Linked DNA regions of Homo sapiens: region 1 is linked to region 2. Evidence: chromatin loops called from intact Hi-C (ENCODE). Cell type or tissue: thyroid gland. All regions are shown on one strand. Links, peaks and the distances in the headings refer to the core of each region. The heading gives the core; the rest is flanking DNA.

The links. Peaks named below come from ENCODE experiments on the same cell type or tissue, not always from the same donor. Only the 100,000 strongest peaks of a DNase experiment are listed, where the experiment ranks them.
Region 1: a loop joins it to region 2, with 7 times the contacts of the local background. A loop is called at or near these places in 10 of 110 quality-filtered maps.

The regions. Positions count from the first base shown.
Region 1 is chr22:41,025,126-41,029,518 of GRCh38, forward strand. No RefSeq gene overlaps it. Among named protein-coding and RNA genes, the nearest start is that of SNORD140, 46 kb to the right of the region's middle. In thyroid gland, for the core only: no CTCF peak of the experiment used is centred there; DNase peaks (open chromatin) are centred at 1,866 and 2,796.
Region 2 is chr22:41,072,243-41,076,635 of GRCh38, forward strand. SNORD140 (small nucleolar RNA, C/D box 140) reads right to left here and starts at 1,479; the gene lies at 1,360-1,479. It also overlaps the pseudogene ACTBP15. RefSeq lists an enhancer at 2,229-2,730. In thyroid gland, for the core only: no CTCF peak of the experiment used is centred there; DNase peaks (open chromatin) are centred at 241 and 2,501; H3K27ac peaks cover 1,002 bases.

The DNA of each region.
Region 1 (4,393 bases), core at 205-4,204, 47 kb before region 2:
TTAATTATTTTTATTTCTTTTTTTGAGATGGAGTCTTGCTCTGTCGCCCTGGCTGGAATGCAGTGGCACGATCTCAGCTCACTGCAACCTTCACCTCCCGGATTTAAGCAGTTCTCCTGCCTCAGCCTCCCGAGTAGCTGGGACTACAGGTGCCTGCCATCACGCTGGGCTAATTTTTGTATTTTTTAGTAAAGACAGGATTTCACCATGTTGGCCAGGCTGGTCTTGAACTCCTGACCTCAAGTGATCCACCCGCCTTGACCTCCCAAAGTGCTGGGATTACAAGCGTGAGCCACTGCACCCGGCCAGTACAGAAAAATTAAAACTCACACAAAAAGGAGCAAATAATATTATGTACCCATACCTATCATCCAGCTTCAGTGATTATCAACATATAGCCAATCTTGTTTTGTCTTTGTCTGCCTTGCTATTTTAAAGCAAAACTCAGAATTCATTCTATTTCTATCAAAAATATTACTAGACTTCAGAATGTATCTCTAGGAGATTAGGATTCAATCTTTAATAATAGTCAAGGACTTTTCTTTAACATATCTATAATACAATTATCACACCTAAAAATAATTAACAGTAATTCCTTAATATCATCTAATATCCAGTCACCAGTGTTCACATTTTCCTGATTGTCTCATAAATGATTTTTTTTTATAATTGGGTTGTTATAATCACCATCCAAATAGGTCCATGTATTGTATTTGGCTGATATGTCTCTTAAGCCCCTTTTAACCCATAGCATTTCCTCTTCCTCCTTTAAACAAAATGTAGTCCTAGCACTTTGGGAGGCCAAGGCGGGTGGATCATGATGTCAGGGGATCAAGACCAGCCTGGCCAATGTGGTGAAACCCTGTCTCTACTAAAAAGACAAAAATTACCTGGGCATGGTGGCACGTGCCTGCAGTCCCAGCTGCTTGGGAGGCTGAGGCAGGAAAATCACTTGAACCAGGAGGCAGAGGTTGCAGTGAGCTGAGATCATGCCGCTGCACTCCAGCCTAGGCAACAGAGCGAGACTCCGTCTCAAAAAAAAAAAAAAAAAAAGAAAGAAACCAGATCATGGCTGGGCACGGTGGCTGGCCAGACGCAGTGGCTCACGCCTGTAATCCCAATACTTTGGGAGGCCAAGGCGGGCAGATCGCTTGAGGTCAGGAGTTCGAGACCAGACTGGCCAACATGGTGAAACCCCGTCTCTACTAAAAATACAAAAATTAACTGGACATGGTGCCAGGCGCCTGAAAACCCAGCTACTTGAAAGGCTGAGGCAGAAGAATCGCTTGAACCCGGGAGGTGGAGATTGCAGTGAGCAGTGATCGCACCACTGCACCCCAGCCTGGGTGACAGAGCGAGACTCCGCCTCAAAAAATAGAAAAACAGAAAACAGATCATTTGTCCTTGAGAATTTCTCACATTCTGGGTTTGCACTGTCATGAGGATGCCATTGGCAGTAAGTCTGGTTGTCTCTGTGACTGGCCAGCGGATTCAGGAGTTGTCTGCCTCATCCGTCCATTGTCAGTCTCTCATCAGCCTTTCACGGTCACCCCATCAGCATTACGACCCCAATCAAAGTACTCTGGAAAGACAATGATGGAGAGAAATCCTCCCAAGGGGCAGAACTTGGAGCAGAATATTTAATTGTCCATATGGTTAGGACTTGGAGATGGCCTGAAATTGGACTAATGGTCAGTGGCTAACACACCTGAAAGAACAGGACTGGAAGATAGGCAACAGGAAATCTGGGGAAAAGGTACATGTGGATGGACCTCTCAGAACAGACACAGTGAACAGTGTTCCATGTGAATAGTCTCCAAGGGACATTTACTGCAGAAGAGGCTCTCAGTAATCAAGTGGACAAAGCGACGTATTCCGTGGATGTCACTCAACCTCTTTCCCCAGCCAACCTGGTGCTTGTTTGGTGGATCTATGGGACAGAGGTGTGGGCTAGACAGGGACCAAACAAGACCATCCCCTTATCAAGACTGACCTGGTTACTACTATTTTTTTTTTTTTAAGACAGAGATTCGCTCTTGTTGCCCAAGCTGGAGTGCAATGGCACGATCTCGGCTCACTATAACCTTCGCCTCCCAGGTTCAAGCAATTCTGCCTCAGCCTCCCGAGTAGCTGGGGTTACAGGCATACACCACCACACCTGGCTAATTTTTTGTATTTTTAGTAGAGATGTGGTTTCACCATGTTGGCCAGGCTGGTCTCGAACTCCTGACCTCAGGTGATCTGCTCTCCTCACCCTCCCAAAGTGCTGGGATTACAGGTGTGAGCCACCACGTCCGGCTGGTTACTACTATTCCTGAGTGTTTAACCCTCCAACAGCAGAGACCAAGACTGAATCCTCCTCTCCCCTCAACATGCCGCCATACCCCAGAGGGACCAGCCAGCCACCTGCTGGACATTGATTACACTGGAATCATAAACCTTCCATCATGGAGGAGACAGCAGTTTGCTTTCACTAGAATAAATGTGTTGTGGATAGGATCGGCCTTCCCTGTCTATTGCTTCTGCCAGTGCCACTGTCCATAGACTTTCAGAATGCCTTACACACTTTCAAGGTAATCCATACAACAGTGCTTCTGATCAAAAAAATAATTTCTGGCCGGGCGCAGTGGTTTACGCCTGTAATCCCAGCATCTTGGGAGGCCGAGGCAGGTGGATCACTTGAGGTCAGGAGTTTGAGATCAGCCTGGCCAACGTGGTGAAACTTTGTCTCTACTAAAAATACAAAATTAGTCAGGCATGGTGGCGGGCGTGCCAGTAATCCCAGTTACTCAAGAGGCTGAGGCAGGAGGATCACTTGAATCCAGGAGGCGGCGGTTACAGTGAGTGAAGATCGCATCACTGCACTCCAGCCTGGGCGACAGAGCAAGACTCCATCTCAAAAACAAAACAAAAAATTTCCTAGATTGGGGACGGTAGCTTATTCCTGTAATCCCGGCAATATGGGAGGCCAAGGCAGGAGGATCACTTGAGCCCAGGCGTTCAAGAACAGCCTGAACAACATAGAGAGATGCCATCTCTACAAAAAAAAATTAAAATTAGCTAGGCGTGGTGGCCTGGCTACTAGGGAGGCTGAGGCAGGGGGATCACTTGAGCCTAGGAGGTCAAGGCTGCAGTGAGCCCTGATAGCATGACTGCACTCTAGCCTGGGCGACAGAGTGCGACCCCATCTCTCAAAAACAACAGGTTGGGCACGATGGCTCACGCCTGTAATCCCATCACTTTGGGAGGCCGAGGCAGGTAGATCCCCTGAGGTCAGGACTTTGTGACTAGCCTGGCCAACATGGCAAAGCCCCTTCTCTACTAAAAATACAAAAATTAGCCGGGTATGGCGGCAGGCACTTGCTATTCCAGATACTCGGGAGGCTGAGGCAGGAGAATCACTTGAATCTGGGAGGCAGAGGTTGCAGTGAGCTGAGATTGTGCAATTGCACTACAGCCTGGACCACAAGAGGGAAACTGTCTCAAAAACAAAAAACAAAACAAAAAAAATCAAACAACAACAACAACAAAAATTCCTAGCAAAAGCATAGCAGCAATTCACTAATATTACCATGTAGTCCATCGCCCAAAAGCAGCTGGCCTGAAGGAATGCTAGCATGGCCTATTGAAGATTCTGTTCTGGTCCCAGTTGAGAAAAACTGCCTGAAAAGAATGGGATCTGTCTTACACAATGCAGTATATGCTGTGAACCAGTGGTCAATATATAATGCTATTTGAAGGTCTGGAAGTAGGAGTAGCTCCTCTCGCTATTACACCTATTTTTAACTCCTGCTCCCATAGCTTTGAGCTCTGATGAAAGGTCTTAGTTCTCAAGAGAGGAGTATTTGCTAACAAGAGGGGACACAAGTATGGTTTCATTGAATTGGAATCTGGACATTTTGCTCTTCTCAGCTGGTAAGAAAGAGGTTACTCTACTGGCCAGGATGACTCATTCTGATTACCAAATTGAGTTGTTGCTTTACAATGCGGGCAGCAAAACTATGTCTGAAACACAGAAGATTCTGTGTGGCACCTCTTAGTAATTCCATGCCCGCTAGTAAAAATTAATGGGGAATAAAAAAGTTAATGGGAAATTAAAGCAACCCTAACAAAGCAGGACCCCTGAGAATTCAGACCCTTTTGAAATGAAGTTTGGATGTCCAGCGCAATCACAGAACAAAAATGAAAGGGGCCTGGTGTGGTGGCTCGCGCCTGTAATTCTAGGATTTTGGGAGGCCCAGGTGGGCAGATCACTTGAGATCAGGAGTTCAAGACAAGCCTGGCCAACATGGTAAAACCCTGTCTCTACTAAAAATACAAAAATTAGCCAGGCGTGGTGGCAGCACCTAAAATTCCAGCTACTTGGGAGGCTGAGGCAGGATAATTGCTTGAA
Region 2 (4,393 bases), core at 112-4,111:
CAAATGGGCAATAAAGGAACTACCAACTGAAAATTAGAATCAGCCAGGCATGGTGGCTCACGCCTGTAATCCCAGCACTTTGGGAGGCTGAGGTGGGCGGATCATCTGAGGTTGGGAGTTCAAGACCAGCCTGGCCAAAATGGTGAAACCCTGTCTCTAGTAAAAATACAAAAATTAGCCGGTGTTGTGGCGTACGCCTGTAATCCCAGCTACTTGGGAGGCTGAGGCACCAGAATCACTTGAACCCGGGAGGCAGATGTTGCAGTGAGCCGATATCGCGCCATTGCACTCCAGTCTTGGCAACAGAGTGAGACACTGTCCCCAAAACAAAACTAAACTAAACTAAACTAAAATCACAATAAAGCACCATTGCATGCTCATCTGAGTGTTTAAAATTAAGAAGTCTGTGAAAACCAAATATTGCCAGTGAAGTGGAGCAGTGGGAACTCTCACACACTGAGAGTAGAGGGAACTCTCACACACTGGGGCAGGAGTATAAATTGGTGAACTGTACAGACAAGTGGTTTAGCATTATTTAGAAAAACTGAAGATATACACACCCTTTATCTCAGCAATTCCATCCCTAGTATACGTACTCCTTGACGAAGCCTTCCCTATGTGTTCCAGGAGTCTTATAAATTATCGTTTAGAGCAGAAGTGTTTCTAATAGAACAAAAATGGAAAACCTAGCTAGGCTTGGTGGCATGCACCTGTGGTCCCAGCTACTCAGGAAGCTGAGGTGGGAGGACCACTTGAGCCCAGGAGTTCGAGGCTGCAGTGAGCTATGATCTCACCACTGCATTCCAGCCTGAGCAACAAACACAGTGAGACCCTGTCTCTAAAAATAAGAAAGCGGGGGGGAGCCTCAAATGTTTGTTCATAGTAAAGTGGCAAACTAAATTGTGTTTCATTAATACAGTGGAAATCACACAGCAATGAAATGAACAAATCACAGCTTTACACATCAATGTGGCTGGATTGCCAAAAGGAAAGGGAATAATGGTGACGGGAGTCGGTGTAGTGATTATATCTTCAGGGAAGCAAAGGGTATATTGGAAGGCCACACAGTCGGGAGTTGATCTGCTAAGACTGGCTATATTTTATTTCATGGCCTGGGTAATGATTACACAAATGTTGGCTTTATCTTTAAATTGTACTTATTATATTTCATATATGCCCTGTGCGTATGATTGCCAGGGTTTGAATGTATATGTTCCTCCAAAAAATCATGTTGAAATCTAGTCACCAAGGTGATGATGTTAGGAGGTAGGGCTCTGGGAGGTGGTCAGGTTGATTAGGTCATGAGGGCAGAGCCTCTGCCTTTTTTTTTTTTTTAAGGTGTGCACTTTTATTTAACTTGGTCTCAAGTCAGTGTACAGGTAAGCCCTGGCTGCCTCCACCCACTCCCAGGGAGACCAAAAGCCTTCATACATCTCAAGTTAGGGGACAAAAAAGGCGGGGCGTGAAGGCTGATCATTCAAAATAAAACAAAATAAAAAAATATTAAGGCGAAGATTTAAAAAATTTTGCATTACATAATTTACATGAAAGCAATGCTATGATCTCCCCTGTGTGGACTAGGGAAAGGACCGGGCCATTCTCCTTAGAGAGAAGTGGGGTGGCTTTTAGGAGGGCAAGGGGCTTCCTGTAACAATGCATCTCACGATATTTGGAATGACTATTAAAAAAAGAGCAATGTACAGTCAAAGTCCTCGGCCACATTGTAGAACTTTGGGGGATGCTCGCTGCAACCAACTGCTGTCTCCTTCACTGTTCCAGTTTTTAAATCCTGAGTCAAGCCAAAAAAAAGCCCAAAACAAAACAAAACAACAACAAAAATAAAGCCATGCCAATCTTATCTTGTTTTCTATGCATTAGGTTTTGTCAAGAAAGTGTGTAATGCAACTAAGTCACAGTCCACCTAGAAGCATTCGTGGACGATGGAGGGGCCGGACTGGTCATACTTCTGCTTGCTGATCCACATCTGCTGGAAGGTAGACAGCGAGGCCAGGATGGAGCCGCTGATCCACACGGAGTACTTGCGCTCGGGAGGAGCAATGATCTTGATCTTCATCATGCTGGGTGCTAGGGCGGTGATCTTCTTCTGCATCCTGTTGGTGATGCCAGGGTACATGGTGGTGCCGCCAGACAGCACTGTGTTGGTGTACAGGTCTTTGCAGATGTCCACGTCACACTTCATGATGTAGTTGAAGGTAGTTTTGTGGATGCCACAGGATTCCATGCCCAGGAAGGAAGGCTGGAAGAGCGCCTCGGGGCAGTGGAACCGCTCGTTGCCGATGGTGATGACCTGGCCATCGAGCAGCTTGTAGCTCTTCTCCAGGGAGGAGCTGGAGGCCACCATGGCCATCTCCCGCTCGAAGTCCAGGGCGACGTAGCACAGCTTCTTGATGTCACGCACGATTTCCCGCTCGGCCGTGGTGTGAAGCTGTAGCCGTGCTCAGTGAGGATCTCCATGAGGTAGTCAGTCAGGTCCCGGCCAGCCAGGTCCAGAGGCAGGATGGCGTGGGGGAGAGCATACCCCTTGTACATGGGCGGTACGGACGGAGGCGTACAGGGACAGCATGGCCTGGATGGCCACATACATGGCTGGGGTGTTGAAGGTCTCAAACATGATCTGGGTCATCTTCTCACAGTTGGCTTTGGGGTTCAGGGGGGCCTCGGTCAGCAGCACAGGGTGCTCCTCGGGAGCCACATGCAGCTTGTGTAGAAGATGTGGTGCCGTATCTTCTCCATGTCGTCCCCGTTGGCGATGATGCCATGCTCGATGGGGTACTTCAGGGTCAGGATGCCTCTCTTGCTCTGGGCCTCGTTGCCCACATAGGAGTCCTTCTGACCCATGCCCACCATCATGACCTGGTGCCTGGTGCACCCCACGATGGAAGGGAAGATGGCCCAGGGGACATCGTCACCCGCGAAGCCGGCCTTGCACATGCCAGAGCTGTTGTCAACAACGAGCGCAGCAATATCATCATCCATGGTGAGCTGGCTGGGGGTGTGGACAGGCAGCCAAGCGGCGAGGGTGAGGCTCTGTGCTGCGGAGCAGACGCAGTCTCCTTTTTTTTTTTGAGGCAGAGTTTACTCTGTTGCCCACACTGGAGTGCAGGGCTCAACCTCCTGGGTTCAAGCGATCCTCAAGCTCCCTGGGACCACATATACACGCCACCATGCCCAGCCAGGTATGGTGGTTCACGCCTGTAATCCCAGCACTTTTGGAGGCTGAGGCAGGTGGATCGCTTTCAGCTCAGGAGTTCAAGACAAGCCTGGCCAACATGGCAAAACCCAGCACTTTGGGAGGCCGAGGCAGGCAGATTGCTTTGAGCTCAGGAGTTAAGACAAGCCTGGCCGACATGGCAAAACCTCGTTTCTACAGAAAACACAAAAATTAGCTAAGTGTTTGTGGCTCGAGCCTGTAGACACAGCTACATGGGAGGCTGAGGTTAAAGAATTGCTTGAACCTGGGAGGCGGAGGTTGCAGTGAGCTATAATCATGCCACTGCACTCAAGCCTGGGTGACAGAGTAAGACCCTGTCTCAAAAAAAAAAAAAAAAAAAAAAGAGGTGGGGTGGGTGGGGAGTTCAACTTTGTTGCCCAGGCTGGTCTCAAACTCCCAGGCTCAGGCATCCCAAAGTGCTGGGATTACAGGTGTAAGCCACTGCGCTGGGGCCTTATCTCACAATTTCTGTGGATCAGGAGTCCAGGCATAACTTAGCCAGGTCCTCTGCCCAGGGTCTTCCAGGGCTGCAATCAAGGTATGGCCTGGGCTACATTGTCATCTGGAGGCTCCAATGGGGAAGAATCTGCTTCCAAGCTCATGCAGATTGTTGGCAGAATTCATTTCCCTGTGGCTGTGTGGCTGAGGGCCCTGGCTTTTTATTGTTGGCAGGAGGCCTCTGGCAGATTCTAGAGGCCACCCAGAGTTCCTTGCCATGTAGGCTTCCTCAACATGTGGGTTATTTCATCAAGCCAGCAAGGAGAATCTACTGATTCAATCTGCTAACATAGAGTCTTATATAACATGATATAATCTGGAAGTGACAGCCCACCACCTTTGCCATATTCCTTAGAAGTGGGTCATAGGTTCTGCCCACATGCAAAGTGAGGGGATCACACAAGGATGTGGACACTAGGAGGTGGGAATTATTAGGATTCTCCTTAGGGTTAATCAGCTACAACTGCTTATTGTTTTGGAAGGTGTTGCCTATTTTTTTCCCTTTTTTTTTCTTATCAATTTACAAGACCTCTATAGATTAAATAAACACACCCTTTGTTTGCCACATAAGGTGCCGCTTCAATACTTTTTTTGTTTTTGTTTTTGAGACAAAGTCTCACTCTGTTGTCCAGTCTGGAGTGCAGTGGTGCAATCATGGCTCAT